Linked DNA regions of Homo sapiens: region 2 is linked to region 1. A link is a loop called in an ENCODE intact Hi-C map of the cell type or tissue named here. Cell type or tissue: GM12878. All regions are shown on one strand. Links, peaks and the distances in the headings refer to the core of each region. The heading gives the core; the rest is flanking DNA. Region 1 holds the start of AKAP19 (A-kinase anchoring protein 19). Region 2 overlaps INPP1 (inositol polyphosphate-1-phosphatase).

Evidence for each region. A loop is a pair of places that touch in the nucleus more often than their neighbours do. Peaks named below come from ENCODE experiments on the same cell type or tissue, not always from the same donor. Only the 100,000 strongest peaks of a DNase experiment are listed, where the experiment ranks them.
Region 2: it touches region 1 in a loop (2.6-fold over the local background); 2 of 110 quality-filtered maps call a loop at or near these places.

Annotation. Positions count from the first base shown.
Region 1 is chr2:190,170,955-190,185,118 of GRCh38, forward strand. It overlaps AKAP19 (A-kinase anchoring protein 19), which reads left to right and starts at 9,909. Exons shown (of 2, transcript NM_001042519.2): 1 at 9,909-10,155. RefSeq lists silencers at 9,265-9,364, 9,635-10,084 and an enhancer at 9,863-10,662. In GM12878, for the core only: a CTCF peak has its summit at 9,387 (motif pointing left); DNase peaks (open chromatin) are centred at 8,957 and 11,272; H3K4me3 peaks cover 2,339 bases; H3K27ac peaks cover 403 bases.
Region 2 is chr2:190,370,251-190,385,219 of GRCh38, forward strand. INPP1 (inositol polyphosphate-1-phosphatase) reads left to right here. Exons shown (of 7, transcript NM_001128928.2): 7 at 594-1,415. The coding sequence ends at 1,152. Among named protein-coding and RNA genes, the nearest start is that of MFSD6, 31 kb to the right of the region's middle. In GM12878, for the core only: a CTCF peak has its summit at 2,323 (motif pointing left); a DNase peak (open chromatin) is centred at 2,187.

The sequences.
Region 1 (14,164 bases), core at 6,761-11,760:
GGAACTGAGCTAACCACTCTCTTGGGAAATAAAATTTTAATTTAACTATCTGATGGGCTCCCAGGAACTGTCTTTAATTGGTGGCTAGTCCTTTAAATTGAGATGGTAATTTAGTTCAAAACCAGGAAGTATATTTGGGTTCTTAGAAAGACCTCTAGGAAGCCAATCAAACAAGCACTTTTCTCCTTTCATATAGAGCATGGGTTATCCATAAATTGCCTCTTGTAACCATAATTCCAATTCTTTATTACAAAATGCAAGTAAAATAGAAAAAAAGTTAAAAAAAAAAACAAACAGTGCAATTCTCATACTATTTAAAATATTTTACTGAAGGTGAAGGAAGGCCTGAAAATGAAGCCAAAAGAGGTAGGAAAACTGCACTAGTAGCTAATTCCCACCTAACAACCCCTTAAAATGATCATGGTTTTCTTAGAGGTCCTCCAAAACTATTCTATTCAACTTTTCAAAATGAAAATCATTTTATTGGACTTTTTTTCTGACTACAAGTATAATCAATCTGCATTGTAAAGTTTTTTTTGTAAGTTCAAAAAAATACAAGCCTTTCTCTAAAATTCTTAGTTCTCTCAGTCTCAGCTAATAACCTTACCTTGCTTTACTGAGCACTGACGTGATTCCATTTTTCTTCAACTCTACTCAATAAATATATAATTGGTGGATATTTATTTCTCTTTTTTTGGCCAGAAAAAATTTCATATTACTCAAAATACTTAAATTCAATGGACAGTGTTTCCATTAAGTTTTAAGAGCTTCAGATCTTGGTAGTTAGTGGCAAGAATACCCACAAATAGACTAAGTTTATGGGGGGAAAATAACTTGCTGGGGAAAACAAAACATTTTCTTTGAATTCTTTGTTATTGTCTCAGGCATTACGGTAGGCCAGGTCAATATACTTTTTCATCTGGATTTCTGTGGCATGATTGGTTCATGCCACTGATCTCTACCCACATGTTCAGAGTTGCCAAATTTACCCTAGATCTATTCAAGAACAATTTTTACATCATTTTTACAATTTAAGAATTTTCAACGGGTGTCTGTTCCTTATCTTAACAAATCACCCTAGCTTGGCACCAGCAGGTTGAACATGCCTTGCTAGTTATTCTCTCATAGACTCATTTTTTTCCCATCCATATGTATTCTATCTGCTCCATGCTCATTGCCACGCCTGTTCTTTGGCATAGGCTATATGCACTCATTCCCTTCTTTCAACAATTTAAATGGTAGGATTGTCTCATGGTTCAGATCCAAACTTACCCACTTTTCATTGACCTCCTGTTATTTGCATTTTACAGTATTTTCTGTCCTCTCCCACTATTATGCATTTACTAGTTTGTTTACTTATAGCTATACTTTAGTTATTTTATAACTATCTTATCTCTGTGGCTGGCTCTATGTTGGAATTGCCAATGTAATATGAAATATAACATCCATGGTATAGATCGTTGTCCAGAAACACAGAAAACCTAGAAAATATCATTGTTCTGAATACTTTATCACCCTATTCAAGCCAAATATTCTACCATCAGAAGTCCACCAGTTTTGTTGACAACCCATCATTTTTTCAAATCTCCATACCTTTACAATGGATACTGCTCATGACAATTAAGGGATTAGGAATTAGATAGGAGGTTTGCTGCCCAGAACTAGGGCCAGATTTAGCAGGCCATTCTGAGGACACCTGAGATGTTGGAAAGCAACACAGAATAATAGAAGGAGCACTGGCTTTGGACTCAGGCCTGGTTCAAATTCAAGTTCTAGCACATATTAACAGTTACCTTATTTTTTCCATTTTCTCATATTTAAAACAGAAATTATACATACCTCACAATGCTAGTGTGACAATTAGATGAGATGGCATGGCCAAGTGCAGTGGCTCACGCCTGGAATCCCAGCACTTTGGGAGGCTGAGGCGTGCCGATCACCTGAGGTCAGGAGTTGGAAACCAGCCTGCCCAAAATGGCGAAACCCCGTCCCAACTAAAATTACAAAAAAATTAGCTGGGTGCAGTGGTGGGCACCTGCAATCTCAGCTACTCCAGAGGCTGAGGCAGGAGAATCACTTGAACCCGGGAGGCAGACGTTGCAGTGAGCCGTGATCATGCCACTGCACTCCAGCCTCGGTGACAAAGAGAGACTCCATCTCAAAAAAAATAAAATAAAATAAAAATGAGATGGCATGTGAAGGGCTGTTATGGTTCTCAGCACATAGTAGATGCTCAATAAATAGTAACTATTATCTCTAAGTTAGAGTTAATTCTCTACTACATCTGATGAGGTTAGCAGTTAAGTGAAATATCACAAACCATAAAATATTCGTACATAGATAGTTTCTTATGTTGAATTATCTGGAATTCATGAGTACCAATTCATTCAACATTTGGCAGTTGGTTTGCTCTCTAAGAAAAAATGTTCAAAAGATTGAAAGCTGCCTCCTTAGCCAAGGACCACAGCAGAACTCACTCTGTCCTCATAGAGGGCATACACTGTAAGACGTCAAGATAATGCCTGTAGTACTGGGGTGAATGTAGTTCAAATGCCAAGTGCACGTGAATTTATATTGTGAAACAACTCCTAAAATGATAGAATCTTGGCTTTGAGAAATTTTATTCTTTGTAAAAATCTCCCTCATAGCTTCCCAGATAGATCATCTGACTTCTGGTTGAAAGGGAAGCTCACCATTTCACAAACCAGACCATCGTCTTCTAAGTTATAACCAATAGACAGTCCTCTCTTAATTAAATCCAGAACTCCCTGCTGGAGGATACAGTAAATTCCTCTTCAAAGTTTAGCCTGTTAACTTCCTTTAAAATTCAAGATCGAGAAAATTGTTAAGTACAGTGAGTTCTGAGTTTCTCTCCAAAGAACCAATATGTCAGTATGTTCAGCTTCCCTGTTCTTTGTTCTCCATCTTAAAGTCTGACTTTCTTGTTCTTTACGTCTTCTTGCCCCTAGTTTCAGTAAACAACCCCCTCCTAGCTTCTGTCACCTGCTCTGTCCTTAGTCACCTGCTCTGTCCTTAGTCATCCTTAGTCACCTGCTCTGTAACCATCCCTCCCACCAAAACTACTCACCCTGCCACTCCGGCTCCTACCTTTGCTCTCTTTAAAATAGCCCAGTCAGAATTAGCTTAGACTGTGTGGTCCAACCCTAGCCAATAGGGGAAAAACATAGCAGTAGGGACTAGCTGCATTAGGAATAAGACCCCCTTCCCCCACCGTGTCTGGTGTGCTCTCGCCATTGCTCCATCCACAAAACACACCCTTCTATAGAAGTAAATTGCCTTGCTGAGAAAACTTTTGCCTGAGGACTGTTTTCACTTGGTGGCACTGAGCATTTACTTCCAACACTGCCATGACTTCTTCCTGCTGGTTCTCGTACTGCCCATCAGAGCAGCGCAGATTAAATACAGTCCCTTGTCCATATGAATACCCCTCAGATTTCTCTTCTCATTCTCCTTAACTTCTTCAGGATAAATATTCTAATGTCTTCAGTTATGTGGCTATGCCCCCTTTCAAGGTATATTAGTCAAATATTTAATTTAAAAATCATGAGCTAATAAATATGTGAAAGTCCATAATTCCAGGGAGAAGCTAAACTATGTTGATCAAATTGGGACAGATTGTTTTTAACACCCAAGGCAGTGAAACAATGGAAAGTGACTCATACTGAAAGGCACATATGCCCTAAGTAAAAAAAACAGAACATACAATATAATATGAAATTTGAAATAGCAAATTTTGGACCAATGGTTATTGCAGTATTTATATGACTTTTAACAATGTCTTATACTCACATTTGTAAGCAAATAAAAGTTGGCCCCATCTTGATGCCAAAAATGGTTATCAAAATAAATGCAGGTGAAGACTTATAGAAGCTTGGATTCATGGGCCCAAGCAGTAATGTTCTTCTCTGTTTAAACTGAGATGAAATTATATAAAGCACCAAAGCAAAGAATCATGCCCAACTCCACAAACATTTCATGCCTTCCTTGTGTCAGGTGTTGGAAATAAGCACATAAGATACATAGATTACATGGAGTACATAGTTCCTATCCTCAAGATGCTCAGAATTTGGTGGTGGGGGTAGGGGTGGTAGAATAAATATAGGTAACCATAAAAGACAACAACAACAACAAAATCAGACGCTTATTTATTTCCAGGCACGTCTACCTCTTTGGGGATTGTTAAATCTACTTATACCATAGAAATATAGTGTCTATTAATGATGCTTTAAAGACTTCAAAATGTACTTAAGTTCAGCGTAAAGATCTTTTGACAGATCTTGTATAGGAAGATGAGGCTTGTTTACGGACAGATGCACATCAGTAAACTTAAAGACCAAACTCAACACAAAAAGGAATGCAGAACAACTTTAAGAACCAAACAAGTGAGAAGAAATAGACTGATGGTATAGTTGACAGCTTATATAGTTGTAAATATAATGAACAGAACTGGATTATACATTACACGGTCAGGAGATACTATTCCACAATAGTCTCATGCTCTGCATTAAACTCTTATTTGGAACTATTCCCTAGTTTGGGTTGCCGGACATTTAGTTACACCTGGAGAACCAGAATGGGTCTAGAGCAGCCTAACAAAATGTGAGTAAAGGAAATTCTGTGAGAAAAACTAAAGAATTTTTTTCTTCAGGAGTGAGAAGCTTGGAGGGGCTATTTGATTTTTGTCTTCCACATAAGGAAGATAATGTCAATCACTTCTCACTTCAGTGACATAATGAGTAAGACTACAATGGCCTACAGTACCATTTGGAAAATTTAATTCATAAGAGCTTTTAAGCATATCATGATATATATTAAAATATTATAATGGCAAACTGCCATGGTTTGAATGTTCCCTCCAAAATTCAGATGTTGCCGATGTGATAGGATTAAGAGGTAGGGCCTTTAAGAGGTGATTAGGCCTTTGGAGCTGTTCCCTTGTCAATGGGATTAAAACCCCTTTAAACGAGGCTTCTTGTGGCATTTAGCTAGGGTTCCCCACCTCTGGAGGATCCAGCCCTCACCAGAAAACCTACCAAACCTGCTTGTGCCATGATCTTGGTCTTCCCATCCTCCAGAGCAGTGAGAAAACACATTTCTGTTCTTTAAAAATTATCTTGTCTTAGGTATTCTGTCACAGTAGCACAGAATGGGCTAGAACAGCAACTCTGCTGGTAGGTTTACATTTTCACTTGTTTGGCTATATAGGTAATCTAATGATTTGCAATTTGATTCTGGGAAAATGGTAAACAAGAAGAGGTCTTTCCCACAGTGTCATTAAGGTTCACAACAAGGTTTTAAAGCCTGCTTGGGCATAGAAACAACTAGGAGTAGTAAAAAATAGTTCAGGAAAAGTTTCAGGAGTAAAGTATGAGACATTTTCTTTTTTTCTTGACACAGAGTCTCGCACTGTCACCCGGGCTGGAGTGCAATGGTGTGATCTCGGCTCACTGCAACCTCCACCTCCCAGGTTCAAGCGATTCTCCTGCCTCAGCCTCCGGAGTAGCTGGGATTACAGGTGCCTGCCACCACACCCGGCTAATTTTTTTGTATTTTTAGTAGAGACGGAGTTTCAGTATGTTGGCCAGGCTGGTCTCAAACTCCTGACCTCGTGATCTGCCTGCCTTGGCCTCCCAAAGTGCTGGGATTACAGGCATGAGCCACGGCATCCGGCCAAGACATCATTTTCATACCCACTCCTAGTTCTTCATCAAGAAACATTTTTAGGTGTCTTGAGTTACAGAAAGTGTTAAAGAATCAATACACCATTTCTGCTTCTGAATTTTTAAAGCTTTGTATCCTAAAGCCTTAATTAGGGTCTGACATGAAAATGTGTCTGTTGCCTACTCAGAGAAGATATCTGGGCCTCTCAGCCAAATCCGAATAAAATCTTAGCAAATACGAGGTAAGTTCACTGTTTTGGAGAGGCCATTTTAGATTGAACACACAAAAACTAGCACATAAAACCTGAATCAGTGAGAAATATATGTAAGAAATAGCCATGTTTTCCAATAACCACTAAAAGATTTTTTTTTTCCCTAGACCAGTGGACTGTTATTATATGAGAAACAAAGAGGTAGAATCTAAAAATGAGTTTCCTCAATGGTCATACCTATGTGCTATTCTATCAGGGTTCATATCCCATAATGGTATTTTTTTTCTGTCTCCTCAGTAAGTTTATCTTGTTTGCATTTACATTTTCCTCTACCCACTCAGTTGGCTTTGGCTTCTTATTTTGTAACCTGAGATAAGTTCTAGGGGTAGGGGTGGAGGTGGTGGGAGCAGGTGGGGAGTTAGTGTCATTTTCTATTCTTTATAAATCTTTTCTGTGATTTGCGTTACCTCTCTCTAGCGTACGTGAATTCTCTAGCCTCCATGTGAATGAACACTCGCAAACTATGCCATCCCCCTCTCCAGTCCTCACCACTTCATTATCAGAAAACCAACTGAGACATTTGACTCTCTGATATGCTTGTAAGAGCCCCAGTGGCAGACAAGTGAATCCCAGGGCCCGGATCCTTCCTGACAAGGCCACATCATCTCACTGCTTAGAGTACTTTTAGAAAGGAGGTCCCTTCTGCCTCGCCGGCATAACCTCCCTTGCTTCTCCCAGAGGTGCAAGCTCTGACTGGTCTGCCTGAGGCAAAAATGGAAGTTAAAGGTGCTCGTTTAAGTAGAGAAACCAGTGGCGGGAGTCAGCTATGTACCTCTGTGGTCTGTCTGTCTGACGTGGAAGTTTTATGGGGCTGGGGATGGAAATGGGAGTTCTTTACAGAGCAAAGAGTATGTGAGTGCCTTGATTTGATTCTGCTAACTGCAAGTTTACTATTTAAAATGCAATCCTCAATCCAGCTCAGTATTTGTTTCCTGTCAACAGCATGGACCCTAGGGTGAGATTGCTTATGTTCAAATTCCAGGATTTTATCATTGCTGTTTTTATGAGTTTTACTTCTATGAACTCTGGAGAAAACAAAACCACTAAACACTTGCTACGGCCCCTCACCCTAACCACATTCACCTCAGGCCATCGCTGGGTCCTTCGTCACCCCTTTCACTTCATTCCCCAGCTTTTAAAAAGTTATCTCAGCACTTTCAAAATCCTGCAGTTTGTCTCTGCCACCACCAGTTTGAGGAGTTCTTGGTTCCTGTTGCCTCTATCCTTGTTCAAGCCCAGGTGAGGACAGAGGGGCAGAAATGCTATGCCCTGACTCCCAGTTCTAGGCTGGGCAGCTGGGAGGAGAGCCAGCTTTCCCGAATCCCAGGGGCAGAGGGCGCCAAGTTCCCTCGACGCATCTTCCCTCCAAGTCTTACATGGCACCATCTTGACCAGAAGCATGGCCTGCAGTCCTGAGGAGAGAAGTCAAGGCTATTTTCCAGGCCCAACCTGCAAGTACCTGTTCACACTGGCCTGGACCTGAGAGAGGCCCCACAGAGAGGAGAGCAGAGAGGGCCACTCACAGAAGGGTGGTGGTGCGGTCTCCCCACCAGCCCCAGGCTTGTCCCTCCTGCTCTACTCTCTCCAGTGCACACCCATGAGGGCAGCCGGGCAGATGGCAGAGGCCACGGGCTAGGTCCTCCCTTAGTCATCCCTGCCAGACCTGACCTGGGTCTCCCCCACCAGCTTGGCCAGCCCTATGATGGCGAAGGAAGGGTCAGGCTCCAGCCTGGCAGGAGCAGCTTGGCTCGGTGTGTAGGCCTCGCTCCCTCATGGCCCGCTTCATCTGTAGACCAAAGGCTGGTCCAATTTGTTCTCAAACTGAGTGAAAGAAATTTTCAAGTTTATGGGTTTCTCTTCTGATGGAGGCCAGAGACTCTCACCCACTTTTTCTTTCCTTCTGACCTGGTAACTGGGAAGTAAAAAACACAAATTTCTAAGTGTCTCCTCTGCCTAGATCACATCAAGAACTGACGCCATCCCCTCAGTGTGGAACCCAGGGGTCTCCTAAGGATGATTCCAGCACTAGGTTGATAGAAGTTTAAAGCTGGGGAAGGAAGAGCACAAGAAAATTACATAACTTAAGTGAAGAACTAGGCCTAAAAGTGGAACCTTGCATTTGAGCATAATTATTTAGCATGGTGTGCCTGAAATATGTAGAACTGAATAATTTGTTTTATGTAAGTATAATCAATTTGTATACATTAAAATTGATACTGGCTGGGTGCGGTGGCTCACACCTGTAATCCCAGCACTTTGGGAAGCCAAGGCGGATGGATCACCTGAGGTCTGGGGTTCGGGATCAGCCTGGCAAACATGGTGAAACCCTGTCTCTACTAAAAATACAAAAATTAGCCTGGCATGGTGGCAGGCGCCTGTAATCTCAGCCACTCAGGAGCTGAGGCAGGAGAATCGCTTGAACCTGGGAGGTGGGGGTTGCAGTGAGCCAAGATTGCGCCATTGCACTCCAGCCTGGGCGACAAGAGCAAGACTCCATCTCAAAAAAAAGAAAAAAAAAATGATACTTATCAGAAAAATCAATTAATATAGGTATACTTACATTCTATGATTGTCAGGATGTACCAACTCCAATCCCATTAATCATACTAGCATGAAGAAAAATTACATTTCTGGGCCACTGGGTTTGTATATAACCTTAGCTAATTTAAGCCTGGATAAAAATAAGAATGCTTGATTCATTTAAAATCTGAGATTCTGGGATAGATTTTTGTGTAACTTAAACTTCTCAACTCTTCTGCAATCTAGGTTTATTTTTTACTATAATGTACCTTCAAAGAGCTAAGTCTCAGTTTATAGATTGTTAGTTTTTTAAGTTCCACTCTCTTTCGTTGTACTGCTGAACTCTGGGCCTCTGTGTCCTCATCTGTAATGTGGAGTCAAAATTATCACTAAGGTCCCTTCAAGCATGAATTTCGCATTGACTAATCCGTTGTAGAACACAAGGAAAATAATGGTTCTTTTGTAGTTCTCTTGGGACTTTTACTATTGCTAGAAATCATGCTGGGCAGATGCAGGCATCACATGGACTGTGCGGGGAAGTGTAACTCAATAATGGCCATGTTTTGAGGCAGTGGTATTCAATGCTTTAAAGAGTGAGAAAATGGCCTTTAGAGATACTTTGTTTGAAAGAGAAACACGCTTGGAAAATGTTCTTGAGTATTTCTGTATGGAAAAGTATAAAATGGATATGTCCTTTAAATGTTTAAGTACTTCCAACACTTTTGCTCTGCATACTCATGGTGCAAACGAGGTGGGAAGGGCGGAATCCCTGGCCTAGCTCTGCGAGAGTGGGGTTTCAGGTCAAAGCAGGTCTGGCAGCTCTGCCCGGCCCAAGCGCAGAACCCTTAGCTGGGAAGGCCGCGGCCAGGCTGCGGGGCCCCCTGCAGGCGGGCTCAGTGCCCCGGCCCAGCACCTGTTGTCCCAAGGCAGGCCCCGCGGGGGAGAGGCCTTGGAGGGCAGCGCCCCCTCTCACCAGGGCGGAGCTCAGGAGAGTTCGCAGCCCAGGGGGCCGAGACCAGGGGCAGGGCCAGCGAAATGCCTCGCTGGCTCTTACTTTCATTGACCTCTGCGATGCCTCGCTGGCTTCTGCTTTCATTGACCTTTGCGGGTCTGTTCCCGCTGCGGCGCCGGCAGCTGCTTGGTAGTTGCGGGGGGCGTGAGGGCGGTGGCCCAGACCAACCGGCTGGCAGCCCAGCTCCGCTCCGCCCGCCCCTGCCTCGGACCCTGCGCCTGAGGAAGTATCGAGGCAACCCTCTGCCACCCGAAGTTCGTGGGTCGCTCCCAGAGGGCGCGCCCTGGAGCCGAGCGCCCTTGGGCGGCCATCTGGAGGCCAGGTGCGGGCCGCGAACCCGCGAGGAGCGCGCGGCGGGCGCGGCGGCGACGGCAGGAGGAGGGGCCGGGAGCCCGGGCGCCGCCGAAGGACGCCCCGTCCTCCACATGCTGCCACTTGGCTGAGCCGGGCGCCGGCGAGAAGGCGGCGCCGCTGCCCTGGCAGCTGGACTGCACTTTGCCCCCGCCCGGCCTCAGCTGCCGCCCGCCCAGACGCCAGCAAGCCCCCCTCCCACGACAGGGCTGCTCCGGGAGCTTCGGAGACCCGCCCCGGGCCTGAGCGCAGGCTGCCTCCGGGACCCCACGGCTGTCCGGACGTGCCATGGGCGCGCAGCTGCCGGGCAACGTGTTGTGTAAGTGAACATCTGGGAGGTGGGTGACTGGTGAAGGGCGGGTGTCTGTCGGTCTTTGCTTGTCAGCTGTGCCTTTTAGATTTTTCAATGGCAGAAACCCATGAGTTACAGGAGGCTTTAATTAAACGAGACCGTTCTCAGCCAGCTGCCGTGGATAGAGCCTCACATCTCCGTCCCCTAATCGAGAAGAGTTAGCCCCTACCCCTTCAATTTTGTTCTGGGCTTCCCAGTGAAAGGTATCTCATTATGAGTTGCAATTCCACCCTGCTGCCTACCTGAAGAGTGAGTGAAGATTTTCAGGTAAGAGATTTGCCCGTGAACATTGCATTGATATGCCAAGCTGTCAGGCTTGTGCTCTGAATGGCATATCATGAGCAAAGTATTAGCTCTCGTGCTCTTTGGAGCTGTGGGAGGCTGAATATTGAGGTGAAATGATGCAAATAAGAAATTAAGAGGAGTAGACGGGTAAGATCCTTTAGCCATGAGTTAAGGGGTCAAAGAAGCAAAGCGGAACAATTGGAGTTGTCTCTCTTGTCTCTGGTCTGACACCAGCCCTTCCCCTATCCTTTAGGGAATTAGGTTAACATAAAATTGTAAACTAGTAAATGTTCTTATCAAAGACCATCTTTTTAGGATCTAGTGTATGTGGCAGCTCTCTCAGGGAAATTTTTAGATAAGAATTCGGAGGAATAGGGAATCTACTTTTATTATGACAAAGTATAAATCAAACCAAGATCAACAGTTGGCTATTCCTTTTTCCCTTTGGATGAGGCTGTTTTCAAACACCTAACATGGCTATCATAAATAGATGGCAAATAACATTATTTAGGCATTCTGCTTTCAAGCAGAATGGTCTGGAAGAATAATTTCAGTTTTTAATTTTGTTTTGCCATTAAACAAAAATTATAATCATTACTTATTTAGGTCCACACAATGTTGTAACAAAAGGATGCTTTAAAATTGTAGACCAACCTCCAATCCATTTTATTATCTCCTCTGTAGCACTCCTGACAGGCCAGCCACATTTTGATTGAACACTTCAGTGACAGGAAGCTCATTACATTTTGACGGGTTCCTCCTTTTCTGTTGTTAGCAAGGCCTTGTTTACGCTGAACTGACAATCACTTAGGAAGCAGTACCTGTTTCTCATTAGTCCTACCTGGCCAATAGCGCTCCAACTGTGAACTTAGAAACAAGATTTTTCTGCAAAAAGGATCTGAAACTTTAGTCAGTCTGAAAAGGGTCCATGACCCAAAAATAGTTAAGAAATGAAAGGTCTAAAGTGATACAAAATAATATTTTTGTCTCCTTTGCTTGACAGCCTTTCAGATCCCTGAGCCTCAGTTTCTCATCTGTAAAATGGGAATAATATACTTTGTCTAACCCTAGGGTTACTGTGAGGATTAAATTAATAATATTAATAAAGTACTTAGTAGAGGTGCCTAGGAGTCAGTAAATGTTAGTTATCTTCAATAAATACTAGTTTTTATGTTTCCTTCCTTACCTAAGACCCCTCTCTGTGCTAAAGATCCTTAGCCCAAAATTGAATTCAATAAGTCAGTTTAACCCAAACAGTGCAGGGTGCAATGAGCTGCCATCTTCAAATAAAATAATCTATTGCTTAATTGGCATTTGTAGTAAATACTCAGAAGTTGACTAAAAACCTCACCTCCATACCCCGTGTGCTTTGCTGTCAAGCAAAGGAGACAAAAATAAAGGTAGGCTTTATTAATTTTTAAATTATGCAGTTAAGCATTTCTTGAATCTGAATTTCTTTTTTCTCTTGGCTTGTATTACTTAAAGCCTCTGTATGGTTTGCAGTTTGTTAGATAGACGTTTTAATCTTATGTCATTCATCATGTTAATTCTACTTTTCAGTTTTGTGTCACCTACACATTTGCTGAGTTTATTCACCAGACATTCAAGTCACTGATAATAGATAGGACAAGTCCTTTTACTGTGACCGTGGTACCTCTAGAAACCTGTGGCACAGTAGGAATGGTCCTGGATTTTTGGAGGCTGGTTTTGGAGTCTGGCCCTGATACCTATTAGCTTTGTGACCTTGAGAAACTTCAGTATCAATAAAATGAGGTAACATCTGCCTTTCAGGGTGGTTGTTAAAATTCAAAGTATTGAAAGTGCCAAGTACGATAATGGCTGGAAATCTAGTTGGCCTTCAGTAGATTTTGCTTGAACTAATGAATTCGCTGGACTCAGCCCTTTCTTATCAAACTATTCTAGTCCATAGAGCAGTCTTCTCCATAAGGACATTATGAGAAAAATGTCTTGCTGAAAAGTAAAGATCTTGCATATTCCCTGATCTACCACAAAAGTAAATAACATTAGTTTAAAAATGAATGATTCTTAGCAAATTGTTAGTTCCTAGAAATCCGCAGTCTTTTCCTCCACCCCTCATTTTTCCTTGTTTAATGTTTAAGTTTCGAATTTTGCCAGAGATAGATGTCAAACTATTAGTCTGTAAAGTCTAGGAATTCTAATTCTTTCTTTTAATTTTGAATATTAAAAATAAAAACACTGGGGGAAAAAAGTTCTGTTTGAATCTCTAGTCTCTTGAGACTGCCCTTCTTCTCCATGTTTTTATAGAGGTTGTCAGAATAGTTCTGTGCTGACATCTGCAGGTTCTTTTGGTACCCTGGAATATAATTCACCAGAATGTGAAGGCATGGACTATTTTAAAATGACCTCTTCTGCTTGCACCTTAGTTCTCTCTTAGTGAGGTTTCCATACTTTCCAGCTTGAAAATCATTTGCTTTTAAGGGAGCAAAATGTTGCTGAGCAGTTTTGTTTTCTTTCTCATTAGAATACGCTATCTATCCTTGGATTTGAGAATTTTAAAATGAGCCTTTCTTACTATACTTTCCATATAGTAAGTATACTATGCACAACATGCACTAAGTCGGTGGTTGAGAAGTAGAACCACTCATGGTGTTATAATGTTAAAAGTTTTGGCAGTAGTAAATAACTCTAATCAGTATCTCACATGGGAAGAGCCTTGTATTTTAAGAATGAATTTATTCCTTGTAAGTTAAAAGTTGTGAAATTAAGAGTGTTTCACAAGGGGCTGAAGGTAACATAAATTAGTGAAGCTGAATGGGAGGGAGTAACAGATATGTGACCCAAAGAGTGAATGCCTAGCTTAGAAATATTCTAATTCAGAACAGTTTCAACACTGCATTGGCCCAACAAAACACTGGCCCAAACACTACTGCAAGTTTGTAGTCTTTGCATGTAAACAGCCTGCAAGAGGCAGAACTATGTAAATTTCACTGTGTTCTTCCCAACATCTAACATACTATAGGCACATGGATAGTTGATAAATAGGAAAACTTTAGTAAGCATTCATTAATCGCCTTGATGTAGAGAACTGTTCTGTACAAAATAAAGAAAAAAATAACTCCTGCCCTTGAGGAATATCTAATCTCATTTGGGGAGACAGCATTTATAAATTAAAGACTAGACTTCAGTTCAAGAACAGAATTCTGAGGAAGGGCGGGAGGAGGACTAGGAAGTCTGCAATAAGGAGATACGGCTTCCCCTATCCTCAAAGATAGTACTTGGGTTTAAGTAAGGAACAGGGGAAAGGGTGCTGGGTGGAGATAAAGGCGAGGTGGTGTGTTTCAACTTAAAGGAGGACTAGGAGTAGGAAATGAGAATGGGTGAGCCAAGGAGACTCACTTGATGGGAGAGGAAATTTCCTTGTATTAGTGAGAAATTAAGTCCATTGGGTAAAAACAGGGCTTTAAAAAATGGTTACATTAAATGTACCTCTCTTCCCCCAAGACACTGTACTGTTAGGCCACAGAAAATAGGAACCATACAGTAACTCTTTAGGTAAAGATGTGGAGTATATGGATCATGAAAGAACTATGAAACTTTAAATGGCAAAATTTTCTGAATTTCTTGGTCCTCTGACCTAGAGTCCTAGTGAATTTGAACACTGTTCTTCCATGTCTCTATACCAGAGTAATGATTCTTTTCAGTGCTCAAA
Region 2 (14,969 bases), core at 1-5,000, 190 kb after region 1:
TTTCTCTAAGCCTGTTTCCTTATCTGTAAATATGTAACAACATAGACAGTAAGTTAAGCATTGATAAAGGGAAGGTGCTATAATTATTGTGGTTGCCAAAACTAATAACATTGAGTCCATCTTTCTTTGTGTTGGAAGCCAACGTGAAACTAGTGAATAAGAGAATGAAAAGGAGTTACCAAATAAAGAAAAACTTGTTATAGGGATTGTAGAATATTTGCAGATCAAAAAGAGATATCACTTTTCTATTCCTTTTTCCCTACTAAACTTTAAATACTAAAAGTTGTAATGAAATTTTGCAATGGTTCTGGAAGCTGGAAACCCCATAAATGTTTTAGTGTTGTCCTAGATTGATGTGATAATGCCATAAAATTGAAAGCATTTCTAATTGCAACAACTCAGGCAGCTGCATGCATATAAGTAACTTTCTGAAATAAACTAGCTACCTGATATCTATTCCTAGACTTAAAGGTGTTAAGATTCACCATGTTATGATGAATTGTGTATTTCTTCGTATCATTAAGTTTGAAAGTGACATGAGTAATGAAAAACAAATGTGATAATCATCACCAATTGAAATTTTTCTTCTACAGGTGGAAAGGACAGTGCTATTGGGGCCTTTCTTACATGGGGACCAACATGCATTCACTACAGCTCACCATCTCTAGAAGAAACGGCAGTGAAACACACACTGGAAACACCGGCTCTGAGGCAGCATTCTCCCCCAGTTTTTCAGCCGTAATTAGTACAAGTGAAAAGGAGACTATCAAAGCTGCATTGTCACGTGTGTGTGGAGATCGCATATTTGGGGCAGCTGGGGCTGGTTATAAGAGCCTATGTGTTGTCCAAGGCCTCGTTGACATTTACATCTTTTCAGAAGATACCACATTCAAATGGGACTCTTGTGCTGCTCATGCCATACTGAGGGCCATGGGTGGGGGAATAGTAGACTTGAAAGAATGCTTAGAAAGAAATCCAGAAACAGGGCTTGATTTGCCACAGTTGGTGTACCACGTGGAAAATGAGGGTGCTGCTGGGGTGGATCGGTGGGCCAACAAGGGAGGACTCATTGCATACAGATCCAGGAAGCGGCTGGAGACATTCCTGAGCCTCCTGGTCCAAAACCTGGCACCTGCAGAGACGCATACCTAGAGGAACTCTAACCCCGGTGTACCTGTATAAACTGAACTGTGAAACTGTTTCGGTTATCTCTGTCTTTTGAGGATGGCTTTGTCCTGTTGCTGGTTAACATTCACCTTCCTCTTTTGAGGAGTATTTTTCCATTATGTATTCATAATAATGTTAATTTCAATAAATGACATTCATGCAGCAATTATATTGGTGTATGAAATTCTTACAGTGAATATTGTGCTGTTAGTGCTGCTTGAAACATTTCAATAAAATATTGACCAGGAGCAGTGGCTCATGCCTGTAATCCCGGGACTTGGGGAGGCCAAGACGGGCGGATCACGAGGTCAAGAAATCAAGACCATCCTGGCCAACATGGTGAAACCCCATCTCTACTAAAAATATAAAAATTAGCTGGGCTTGGTGGTGTGTGCCTGTAGTCCCAGCTACTCAGGAGGCTGAGGCAGGAGAATCGCTTGAACCCGGGAGGCATAGGTTGCAGTGAGCCGAGATTGTGCCACTACACTCCAGCCTGGTGACAAAGCGAGACTGTCTCAAAAAAAAAAAAAAATTGATGAACGAGGAAAAAATCCTGTTAAATTAGTAAAACTATGCTAAACATCTAAGCGATAGAAATTTCTCTGAAATATAAGGGAGAATACAGGAGGGGTTTGCTTGAGTTTTGTTTCCTCTCGAAGGGAAAAATCTGCAATTTTAGCCTGTTGGCAGAACATTTAGAACTTAATCTGCGTAAGTTAGCCAAGTTTATGTACTTTTAACAGTATTCTTGTATTTCTTATAGGAAGTAAAGCCTGGAACACTGTGGGCTCCCCCTTTGCAGAGACAGGGAGAGACAGGGATACACACACACACACACACACACACACACACACACACACACATACACAGTGAAAGACACAGACAAACAGAAAGACACATATACACACACAGAAGCAAAAGAGTACAATGAGTAGAGGTTTCTGCAATTTTTGCATATTTACTACACTTTACCAAAAACCAGAGGTGGACTTTAGATATATACAACCCTTGTGTACCAGCATCCCACAGTGAATGTTCTCTGAAGTGGACATAAAGTACTTTTTCTGTATTCTCTGTGGCAGGCCTGGTAACCAGAGAGTGCCAACTGCAGGGATCAAATCCTCGGCTCTGACTTCATTCTGCCCTACGCCCCCTGGGGGCCAAAGGATGTTTCTACAGATCCTCTATTTACAAATGCATGAAAATAACAATCTTATTTTCTAATGTCCTTACACTTAAAAATTTTTGACAAATTATGTTTATGTCATATGATATGATGCTTTGACATATGTATATATTGCAGAAGGGCTAAATCAAACTAACATTACCTTACATTTTTTTGTGTGTGTGTGTAGTGAGAACACTTAAAATCTGTTAGCAATTTTCAGGTAAACAATACGTTGTTATTAACTATAGTCACCACGTCATAGGATCTTTTGAACTTATTCTTCCTGTTAACTAGGATTTTCTATCCTTTGACCAACATCTCCCAAACACTCCAGCCCCTGATAACCACCATTCTACTCTCTGCTTCTGTGAGTTTGACTTTTTCAGTTTCCATGTGTAAGTGAGGCCGTGTGGTATTTGTCTTTCTGTGCCTGGCTTATTTTACTTAACAATGTCCTTCAGGGTCATCCAAATGACAAGATTTCTTTTTTTATGGCAGAATAGTATCCATTGTGTATACATATTAATACCACATTTTCTTTACCCATTCATTCATATCTTGGTTGATTTCATATCTTGGCTATTGTCAATAATATCAAAATGAGCATGGGAGTGGAGGTATCTCTTTAACATACTGATTTCTTTTCGTTTTTTTTTTTTTTTTTTTTTTTTGTTTTGTTTTTTTTTTTGAGATAGGGTCTCACTCTGTCACCAGGCTGGAGTGCAGTGGAATGATCATGGCTCACTGCAGCCCCAACCTCCTGGGCTCAAGCGATCCTCCCACCTCAGCCTCCTAAGTAGCTGGGACTATAGGTGCATGCCACCATGCCTGACTAATTTTTGTGTTTTAGTAGAGATGGGGTTTTGCCATGCTTCCCAGGCTGGTCTCGAACTCCTAGGGCTCAAATTTCTCAATTGGAGGGGTCAAAAGCTGGATGGAAGAGGGAATCATTATATTCTGTGAACATCTATAATGTATATTATTCACCATCAATCTTTGCAGAAAAGCCAAAGCCCTTTCTTTAAGCATGTGCCTCTGATGGGTCTGCATTGTTTTTCTTGCAGAAGCCACAACCAGGTGACTATGATTTCTAGTTTTATTTTCTGTAGAGGAAGAACTTAAAAATATTCCATTTTTACAGTGGTGTTTGTTTTTGAGACAGAGTCTTGCTCTGTCACCCAGGCTTGAGTGCAATGGCACGATCTTGGCTCACTGCAACCTCTGCCTCCCAGGTTCAAGTGATTCTCCTGCCTCAGTAGCTGAGCATAAATCTCAGCTACTCTCCTGAGTAGCTGAGATTACAGGCACTTACCATCATGCCCGGCTAATTTTTGTATTTTTAGTAGAGACAGTGTTTCGCCATGTTGGCCAGGCTGGTCTCGAACTCCTGACCTCAGGTGATCCATCCACCTTGGCCTCCCAAAGTGCTGGGATTACAGGCATGAGCCACTGCGCCTGGCCACAGTTTTCTTACCAACTAATTTTTTGGTTCACCTTTACCCACACTTACTAAAGCCTCCAATTCTTTGTTTTCAAACCCACACTCCATTACTTTACGTTATATTAATTTAATTATTAGAAATAAAATTGGAATATAGAGTTGTGGAAAGAAGTAAACAATTTTTTTTTTTTTTTGAGATGGAGTCTCACTCTGTCACCTGGGCTGGAGTGCAGTGGTGTGATTTTGGCTCACTGCAACCTGCACCTCCCGGGTTCAAGCAATTCTCCTGCCTCAGCCTCCCTAGTAACTGGGATTACAGATGCCTGCCACTATGCCCAGCTAATTTTTTGTATTTTTAGTAGAGACAGGGATTCACCACGTTGGCCAGGCTGGTCTCCAACTCCTGACCTCGTGATTCACCCGCCTTGGCCTCCCAAAGTGCTGCCACTGCACCCGGTCAACAATTCTTGGTATGCAGGCAATTTATCTGATGGGAACAGGAGTTGGAGGTAGTGATGGAGGGGTGTTCTACAGAGGAGCCTCTTGGCCATGAAAGTCAAGTGTCTTTTGCATCAGTCTGTGTTTTACAGGAGGATGGATAGAGAGATTAGTCTGCCAGGTCACTTAGACACAGAGTAGTACAAAGAGAGCCTCAACTGCACATCAAGAAGAGCAGTCTTTGGGAATCCAAGTCAACATCCCTTCCTTTCTTGCTCTCACAACCTATATGCAATCACTCAGGAAACTCTCTGGTCTCCACTTTCAAAAATATATCCAGAATTCAGCTATTCCACATCACTGTCCTATACCCCACCCTGCTCCATGCCTTTTTATGCATCACCTGGATTATTGCAATAAACTTCTAACTTGCCTCCATACTGTTCATTCTCAAGACAGAAGCCAGAGTGATCTTTTTCAAACACAGATCAGATCATGTCCCTCTTCTGTTCAAAATTCTCCAAAGCACAATAAAATACCATCTTACACCAGTCAGAATGGCCATTATTAAAAAGTAAAAAAAACAAAAACTGATGTTGGCAAGGATGTGGAGAAAAAGAGATGCCTATACACTGATGATGGGAATATTAATTAGTACAACCTCCATGGAAAAGAGTATGGAGATTTCTCAAAAAACTAAAAGTAGAACTACCATTCGATCCAGCAATCCCACTATTGGGCTACCCAAAGGAAAAACAAAATAATCACCTCAAAAAGACATTTGCACTCATGTTTATCACAGCATTCTTCACAATATCAAGGTTAAGGACTCAACATAAGTGTCCACCGTCGGAGGAATAGATTTTTTAAAAATGCGGTATATACATATAGAATACTACTCAGCCATAAAAAAAAATCATGTTTCTTACAGCAACACGGATAGACCTGGAGGCCATTATCCTAAATGAAATGACTTAGAAACAGGAAGTCAAAACTGCAGGTTCTCACATAAAGGTGGGAGCTAAATAATGGGTACACATGGACACACAGTGGAATAATCAACATTGGAGACTTAAAAAGGTGGGAGTGTGAAAGGAGGTAAGGGATGAGATGCTACCTATGGAGTACAATGTGCACTGTTTGGGTAATGGGTACATTAAAAGCCCAGACTTCATTGCACAATGTATTTAAATAACACAACTGCACTTACGCCCCTAAACCTATAAAAAGAAATAAATTTAAAAAGGAAAGGCAAAAAATGCTTCCAAATGTTTCCTCGGCTCTCTTAGGGAAAAAGCCAAAGTCCTCATATAGCCTATAAGGCCCACATTCCACCCTTCCTTCTCATCTTCTCTTACTCTCTGCTATGGTCTAAATATCTGTATCCCTCCCCTACCAAATTCATATGTTGAAATCCTAACCCCCAGGGTGATGGTATTAGGAGACAGGGCCTTTGGGAGGTGATCCAGTCATGAAGGTGGAACCCTTATGACTGGGATTAGTGCCCTTATAAAAGGGGCCTGGGAGAGAGCCCTTGACCCTTTCACCACGTCAGGGCCAGCAAGAGGTGCAGTCTGTAATCCAGAAAGCAGGCCCTTACCAGACACTGAATCTGCTTAGATCTGGGACTTCCCACCCTTCAGAACTGTGAGAAATAAATTTCTGTTGTTCAAAAGCCACTCAGTTCATGACATTTTGTTATAGCAGCCCAATAGGCTAAGATTGTTCACATTGTTACAGCCACACTGCCTTTCTTGCTGTGCCCTGAACTTGCCAAGCATGCTTCCTCTGCCTCAGGACCTTTGCACTTGCTGTTCTAACTGGAAACCTTTCTCCAGATATCAGCACATTTCCCTCCCTCATCTCCATCAAAACTTTGCTCAAATGTCACTGTATCAGTATGATCTTCACTTATTGCCACCCACCTTTCCCCACCCCATCCTGCACATCCCATCTCCTTCCCTGTTTTGCCCTCCATAGTACCCATGGCCTCCTTATAGAAGTTAATTTGTCTTGTTAGTCTCTCCCTCTAGAATGTTGGCTTCAAAAAGGCAGGGATTTTCATATATTATGTATCTCCATTGCCTAGGCACATTGTCAGTGTTAAATAAGTGGGGACAGAAGGAATTAGGCTCAGAAGCTGAACAAGAAGTAATATGCAGTATCAACTACATCTTTACTTCTACCCATTATTTCCAAAACACTTCAGAAACCTTTGCTATAATGCTGAGAATTAGTCCTACAGTTGGTCAGTTAAATTCTCAATGTCAAACAACCACTTTAATGTTGAAAGTAAGCCATGGACTTTTGTGACAGAACAAGCATTGGCATATTACCAAAGCTAATATTCAAGTCCTGGCTATCAGCCCTATAAAGAGGTAAGAGGGGAAAGTAATGGTTAAGTCACTTTTCTTCCACTCTCATGGAACAGAGAAAGAATGAGAGCTTACAATAACTAGAATACAAGGAAACTGGCTATTTCTCCCTATAGCAAAAGCTCAGTCCTTCCAGCTGGATTTGAGAATGGGTTGCCTGAGACGCAATGTTTAAATTCACCCACGTTGGGTCAAGTATTTCTAAAAGCAGGAAGCTCTATGTCAAGATGGCTTATCACCCTCAATCTTTCAAACAAGCTCAAACTATGACCATAGTAAATTAGTAGGACAGGTGTTGGGACAAACTCATCATGTGGTTAAATAACCGTATCAAGGTAGGCAAAATAATGAAAAGACAGAGTTCATACATTATTTCCCTTAGGATATAGGCAGGAGTGTCATTAAACTCGGAAATTTGTAGCTGTTTCTTTTTCCACCAAGACAGATTTTTAAAAATCAATTTATCACACTAATATACCATGAGGTAGGCCATGCATGTGGCAGTTTAGTGCTATGGTTCTTTAAATTCTAATGATTATGATCTGATTATGCAGATTATCCTGAGAATCATTATCTAATCTACAGGTAATCTAGATTTACACTGCCCAAATGGTAGCCACTAGCCTCAGGTGGCTATTGTGCACTTGAAATGTGGCTAGTCTGAATTGAGATGTGCTGTGAACATGCACATTGGATTTTATTTTAAAATAATGTTTAAATTTTATTTAAAAATAAGAACATCATAATTCTTTATATTGGTTCTAATGTGAAATGGTATTTTGGGTATGTAGGGTTAAATCAAATATATTGCCACAATTAGTTCTACTTGTTTCTTTGTGCTTTTGTGAATATAGCTACAAGAAAATTTAAAATTGCATGTGTGGCTTGCATTATATTTCTATACAGCACTGATTTAAACCCTCAATTTTTGTCTGTTAGTGCCTGACTCATGTCCATTTTACTTTTTTTTTTTTTGGTTCTTTCAATAAACCACCCAGCTAAAGAAAAGTATAAAACCCAAATCATTCAGATTTGCTTATCTTTAAGCATCTTTGATAATTTTTTTTTACTTAAAAACATATTTTGTAGAGACAGGGTCTTACTGTGTAGCCCAGGTTGTTCTGAAATTCTTGGGCTCAAGTGATTCTTCCATCTTGGTCTCCCAAAATGCTGGGATTACAGGCATAAACTACCACTCCCAGCCAGGTTTTTCACTTAAAAAAATTGTGGTAACATATACATAACCTAAAATGTACCATTTTAACCCTAAGTGTACAGTTTAGTAACATTAAGTGCATTCACATTCTTGTACAACCAGTGACATCATTCATCTCCAGAACTTCTTCATCTGCCGAACTCCATACCGATTACATAACTCCCTATTTCCCCCATCCCCCCACCAGGCACTGGCAACCGCCATTCTACTTTCTGTCTCTATGAATTTGACTATTCTAGGTACCTCAGATAAATGGAATCATACATTTGTAGGGTTTTGTTTTGTTTTGTTTTGTTTTGTTTGTTTGTTTGTTTGTTTGTTTGAGACGGAGTCTCGCTCTGTCGCCCAGGCTGGAGCGCAGTGACGCGATCTTGGCTCACTGCAAGCTCCGCCTCCCGGGTTCACGCCATTCTCCTGTCTCAGCCTCCGGAGTAGCTGGGACTACAGGCGCTGCCACCACGCCCGGCTAATTTTTTGTATTTTTAGTAGAGACGGGGTTTCACCTGTGTTAGCCAGGATGGTCTCCATCTCCTGACCTCGTGATCCGCCCGCCTCTGCCTCCTAGAGTGTTGGGATTACAGGCGTGAGCCACCGCGCCCAGCCTTTAATACATTTTCTACACTTCCTTTTGCCTGTTACTCCGCCAGCCATCTGCTTCTACTTAGCATCATCTCTGACTCAGCCCAACTGTTCCTAAGGACTGGGTCCTACACTCAGTAGAGTCTGAAGATCATTGTACTGGGTATCAGTTGCCAATCTTTTGCTGTGGCTCCTGACCCCTTTTGTAACAGGCTCCTGGCATGAGATTGTGAAGTGCCAAGGCATGAGTATTTTCGTAAAGGGTTTTCTGCTGTGTTAAAATGATTGGAGTATGAAAAACAAACTATTGAACCTCAATGAACACAGGTCCCTAAGGGAGCCCTGTGTTCGGAGGAAGTCCAGCAAGAATAAGTCTGCAGTAATACTCTGTATCAGTAACCAATAGGCTTATCTAGGAGAGGCAGAAATGACAAAATAACAATGGCCTAAGTAAGATAGAAGTGATTTCTCCCTCGCTTAAGGGAAATGGAGTGGTAAGTGCGTCCAGAGCTGAAAGGCGGCTCTATCCTAAAGTCCTCAGGAACTCACGCTCCTTCCATCTCACTGCTCTCCCATCTCCAGACTGTGACAACAGGATCTGCATTTTGGGCAGCAAGATAGAGGGAAAGACAAAGAACAAGAAAAGGGTGAATGATTTTTCATTCCTTTGGCCAGAACCTTGTCACATGAGTACACGCGGCTACAAGGGAAGCTTCCATTCTCAGAAGCCATGTACGCAGCCAAAAACTAGGAGTTTTAGCACCCAGGAAACAGGCATTTGAGGACAACTAGCAATCTCTATCACTCACCACAACTGAGCTGTCCCAGCTTTTACCCTCTGATTACATCCCTTGGACTTATCACTGAGGTCTCATGACATTCATAGCCCGATAATTTAAACTCTTACCCACATTGACTTATCTACTTATGATGCATTTATCCACTTCATCTCCCAAAGAATTAAAAGTGCCCTAAATATGTGCATTCATCAAGATGATAAGGAAAAGGAACTTCCTAGCAACAAAAGCATAATGGAAATAAAAGAGAAATGCAAGTACAGTTATTCCTCTCATGAGACCTATGAGAAATCGCTGAGAATCTTGACCCTGGCAACTCGCCTGGACGCCTGCTGACCCCTCCTCTCCAACCACACCTTCTGCCTCTGTGTGTTGAGTGCTCAGAATGCAGACGAGCTTATGTCACATCTCTACTGTGTACATACACTCTGCTGAGCCATTCCACTTAAGGAGTCTGTACACTCAGCGCAGGCCACAAACTGGGCATGACTCCTGGCCTCATATTCACAGCCCGGAGTATGCTGTTATTTTCATCAGCCTTTAAACACCCCTACTGTACCAAAAACAGCACTGCCCATCCCATGGCAGAAAAGATAAAATACGGAGGCACACATTTGCTGTTTGCCCAAATGGGAAAGAAACAAACAAACATTTTCTACATTTTTCTTCCTATTTCCAAGTTTTCTTCTTTATGTTTTTCTTTAAGTGCTAAATGCAAAAAGAGAGCATAAACAGTAAGTTGTTACCTTTACCATTCATGCTGAGCAGCTCTAATTGTACCTGGGTTGGCAGGTAGGTTGAAAAACATGTTTCTAAAGCAAACTTAAGTAACTGCAAATGTCCTCCTAAAATGCCAGGGAACTCAAAGCCTGGGTATGCATGCAAATAGACCTTTGAAACTGGTCTGATGGAGCGGCTGTTTTGATCATGGACACCTTTAAAAAAGGTTTTTTGTTTGTTTGTTTGTTTGTTTTTTTCAGATGGAGTTTCGCTCTTGTTGCCCAGGCTGGAGTGCAATGCCATGATCTTGGCTCACTGCAACCTCTGCCTCCTGGGTTCAAGTGATTCTCCTGACTCAGCCTCCAGAGTAGCTGGGATTACAGGCATGCGCCACCACACTTGGCTAATTTTTGTATTTTTAGTAGAGACAGGGTTTCACCATGTTGGTCAGGCTGGTCTTGAACTTCTGATCTCAGGTGATCCACCCGCCTCAGCCTCCCAAAGTGTTGGGATTACAGGCATGGGCCAACGCGCCCAGCCAAAACAGGTTTTATGTATTTATTATTTCTATCTGATACTCAAGGCTAGCCCAAGTTCTGGCTCTAACAAAATGCCTATAATTCTAAATATGATTTTTCTTTTCTAGCCTGTATTTTCAAAGTTCCTCATCTTAAAGGAGCCTTGAACATGTAGGATTAAGAGCTTTCTCCCTTTACCCATTTGCAAAAAGCAAACCAGTCCTGGGCTGGCTATATGGTCTTATGACCTGTGCCGGCTCACAAAGCTCCACCCTCAAAAATGTGCCATGCTTGGTTCTGCTATTGCCATGTTGAAGTTCTTAAAAATTTTACCTTCAAATTCATAAGTTTTGTAAGTGAATGGAGGGGCAATGGAGCATGTGCATGAATGGAGGTGTTACGTAGCTCTGAAAATATTCCAAACACTTTCTGCGTTAAGTGACAGATGTTTTGCTGTGATAAGAACATGGAGCATAGTCCCCTTCCCTGTCAGAATGTTACATCACACTTTTCCAGACCACATATGTGAGTTATTGGCCTCAACGACTAGACTCCAAAACACATATAAACCCAAGATTTTGGCAGACAGATTGAGAGCTCAGGCTGCAACAGGGCTAATCTCTGTCAGCCTTTGAGCTAGCTTTCAAAGCCTCGCCAGCCCACACAGCACTGGCACCACTTGCTAGTGTCCAGGGATCTTACAAGTTGTCTCGGATCTCCCTCACATCCACAGAGGCCTACTTCCATTCTAAGCAACTAAACTGTAATCACTGGACTTGAAATGAAATTATAACTAATTATGTGGATAATGTACCTCATCTGCGGAGTATAATCTCTGCGAGATTTGTTCTTGTTATTTCCCCCCTCTTTGAGCATTAAAAAAAAGAATCTCTTTGTATGGCAATAAACCATGTGATTCCTGAAATCATACTTTGATCATCTTCTTATTGTAGCCATACCAAATAGGAGGAGAAATGTACAAAATGTGTGTGCTTCGTCCCCTTGCAGTTCTGGTCACATAGGGTTCACAGCACCTGTGAGCACAGAATTCTTGTGGACCTATGTTGTATGGGGGTTCAATGAGACTCAAAGCAAGTGCATGGTAAGTGCATTACATTGCTGATGACTGAGCAAGTGGGGGCACTGACAGTTCCCAGAACCAGAACCTGCTTCCAAAGCAAAAACAAGGCAATGGCATTCTAAGAAACAGGAAAACTAAGGAAACCTCCCATGTCCTTTCTTATTTGTGCTATTTTCCTATATTAGCCAATCACATAGGCTGAAATGATGGCACAAAAGGAAAGGTAAAGATAGGACCACACATAGTTCCTTTCCTTTTCAGTTCCTTGCCAGTAAGCTGAAGGTAGGGAGGGCTGGTAGAATGCCGGGGTATCAAGAAGTGAAATAAAAAGAGTTGAGTTAGTTTCCTGCAATGTTTTCACTGTTATGGTAAGAACAATATATATATTCATGTGTGAACTGTGAAAAATGATTTATGTAATTTTGGTGATACCACATATGAGTTAAATACTCTCCAATCTGCATTTAAAACTGGCATTGGGCTGGGCACGGTGGCTCATACCTGTAACCCCAGCACTTTGGGAGGGCGAGGCGGGTGGATCACTTGCAGTCAGGAGTTGGAGACCAGCCTGGTCAACATGGCAAAACCCATCTTTACTAAAAATACAAAATTAGCTGGGCGTGATGGTATATGCCGGTAGTCCCAGCTATTCAGAAGTTTGAAGTGGGAGGATCACTTGAGCCTGGGAGGCAGAGGTTGCAGTGAGTCAACATGGCACCACTGCACTCCAGCCTGGGCGACAGAGCAAGAAGAGAGAGAGAAAAAAAGAAAAATTGGCATTGCATGAGGTAAACATGAATATTAAAGTTCAGACTAATCATTAAAATTGTTATTTTTCTTTATCTATAATGATATCAAACAGCAACAAACAAACACAAAACAACAAAACTCCCAAAACCCAAAAACCATGTCAAGTTGAGAGAGACCATGGAAGAGAGTAAAACTCTTTTTCCTTTATGTGCCTGTAAGGATACTTTTCTCCCTACTTTTTGAACAAGGAGCCCCACATTTTCATTTTATACTAGGTCTCACAAATTATGTAGCCAGCCCCAAATAAGTCCCAGTTCTACTTCTGAATTTACTGTCTTTTGTTCTATCTAAATTTTTGTCATATTTGCTAGTGAGGCCCAAACACAGCCCACTTGCAAGCTAGGCTTGCCCCATCTGAAGGCTCTTTCCAGTTATTTGAAAGCTGAGTTAATAAGGGAACCAGGATGTGCATTAGTACATTTCTCATCTTGTAAGTAAGCAAGTACATTCAGCACATTCTAACACTTGCTGTAAACCTATCAACACTCTCCACCAGGTGTCTCTAGCAGATTTGTGCAGGTGCAGATGCAACATTAAAGGCAAATTGTGGCAAACATCTTGTCTTGGCTAACTTCTTCAATGGGTCACTTTTTAACTGCATCATGTTTTTTTGTTTTTGTTTTTGAGACAGTCTGGCTTTGTCGTCCAGGCTGGAATGCAGTGGCAGGATCCCTGCTCACTGCAATCTCTGCCTCCTGGGTTCAAGTGGTTCTCCTCTGCCTCAGCCTCCCAAGTAGCTAGGACTATAGCCAAGAGCTACCACGCCCGGCTAATTTTTTGTATTTTTAGTAGAGATTGGGTTTCACCAAGTTGACCAGGCTGGTCTGGAACTCCTGAGTTCAGGCAGTCCACCCACGTAGGCTTCCCAAAGTGCAAGGATTATAGGTGTGAGACCGCGCCCGGCATTTTTTTTTTCTTCTTTTTTTTTTTGAGACAGAGTCTCACTCTGTCACCCAGGCTGGAGTGCAGTGGTGTGATCTGGGCTCACTGCAACCTCCACCTCCCAGGTTCAAGTGATTCTCTGCCTCAGCCTCCCGAGTAGCTGGGACTACAGGCACGTGCCACCATGCCCGGCTAATTTTTTGTGTATTTTTAGTAGAGAAGAGGTTTCACCATGTTGGCCAGGATGGTCTCGATCTCTTGACCTTGTGATCTGCCTGCCTCGGCCTCCCAAAATGATGGGACTACACAGGTGTAAGCCACCACGCCCGACCCTTTTTTTTTTTTTTGAGACAAAGTCTTGGTCTGTTGCCCCCGCTAGAGTGCAGTGGTGTGATCTCTGTTGGCTCACTGCAACTGCCACCTCCCAGGTTCAAGTGATTCTCTGCCTCAGCCTCCCGAGTAGCTGGGACTACAGGCACGTGCCACCATGCCCGGCTAATTTTTTGTGTATTTTTAGTAGAGAAGAGGTTTCACCATGTTGGCCAGGATGGTCTCGATCTCTTGACCTTGTGATCTGCCTGCCTCGGCCTCCCAAAATGATGGGACTACACAGGTGTAAGCCACCACGCCCGACCCTTTTTTTTTTTTTTTTGAGACAAAGTCTTGGTCTGTTGCCCACGCTAGAGTGCAGTGGTGTGATCTCTGTTGGCTCACTGCAACTGCCACCTCCCAGGTTCAAGAGACTCTCCTGCTTCAGCCTCCCGTGTAGCTGGAATTACAGGTGCCCACCACCACATCCGGTTAATTTTTGTATTTTTAGTAGAGACGGGGTTTCACCATGTTGGCAAGGCTGGTCTCGAACTCCTGATCTCAAGTGACCCACCCACTTTGGCCTCCCAAAGTGCTGGGATTACAGGCATGAGCCACGGCGCCCAGCTTGCATCATTTTAAATAAACCATCTTCCTTAACCAATTCGTTCCCTTTATTGTGTTTTAAATTGTCATTAAATAATCCTTAAAAAACTGGAAAAATATGGAGAAGTAAAAAGGAGGAGAAAAATCCAACATTCAAGCATAGCTACTGAGAACATTTTAGCCAATGTTCCTAGAATTGTTTTTCTTCTATGAGTAAAAGAATAAAGATTCAAACCACAGAATGGCAGAAGATATTTGTAATACATATCTGATGAAGGACTTGTGTCTAGAAGAATAATTAAATCAATTCAAAAGTTTACAAGAAATAAAGAGCCAATGAACATGCTTGATAATGTACATACTTGAACAATTCTCTGTTTCATTAAGATAAATGTTTTTATTTGTGTTTTTGTTTTTTGAGATGGAGTCTTGCTCTGTCGCCCAGGCTGGAGTGCAGTGGCACAATCTTGGCTCACTGCAACCTCCGACTCCAGGGTTCAGGCGATTCTCCTGCCTCAGCCTCCCAAGTAGCTGCAATTACAGGTGACTGCCACCATGCCCAGCTAATTTTTGTATTTTTAGTAGAGACGAGGTTTCACTGTGTTGGCCAGTCTGGTCTGAAACTCTTGACCTCAGGTGATATGCCTGCCTTGGCCTTCCAAAGTGCTGGGATTACAGGCATGAGCCACTGTGCCTGGCCAAGATAAATGTTTAGAGGTAAAACTGCTAGATCAAATATGTACATTTTAAATGTGGGTACCTATTGACAAAGGGCCCTCTAGAAAAGGTACACCAATTAACCCTTCATCAGTCGGGTGTGGTGACTCATGCTTGTAATCTCAGCACTTTGGGAGGCTGAGGC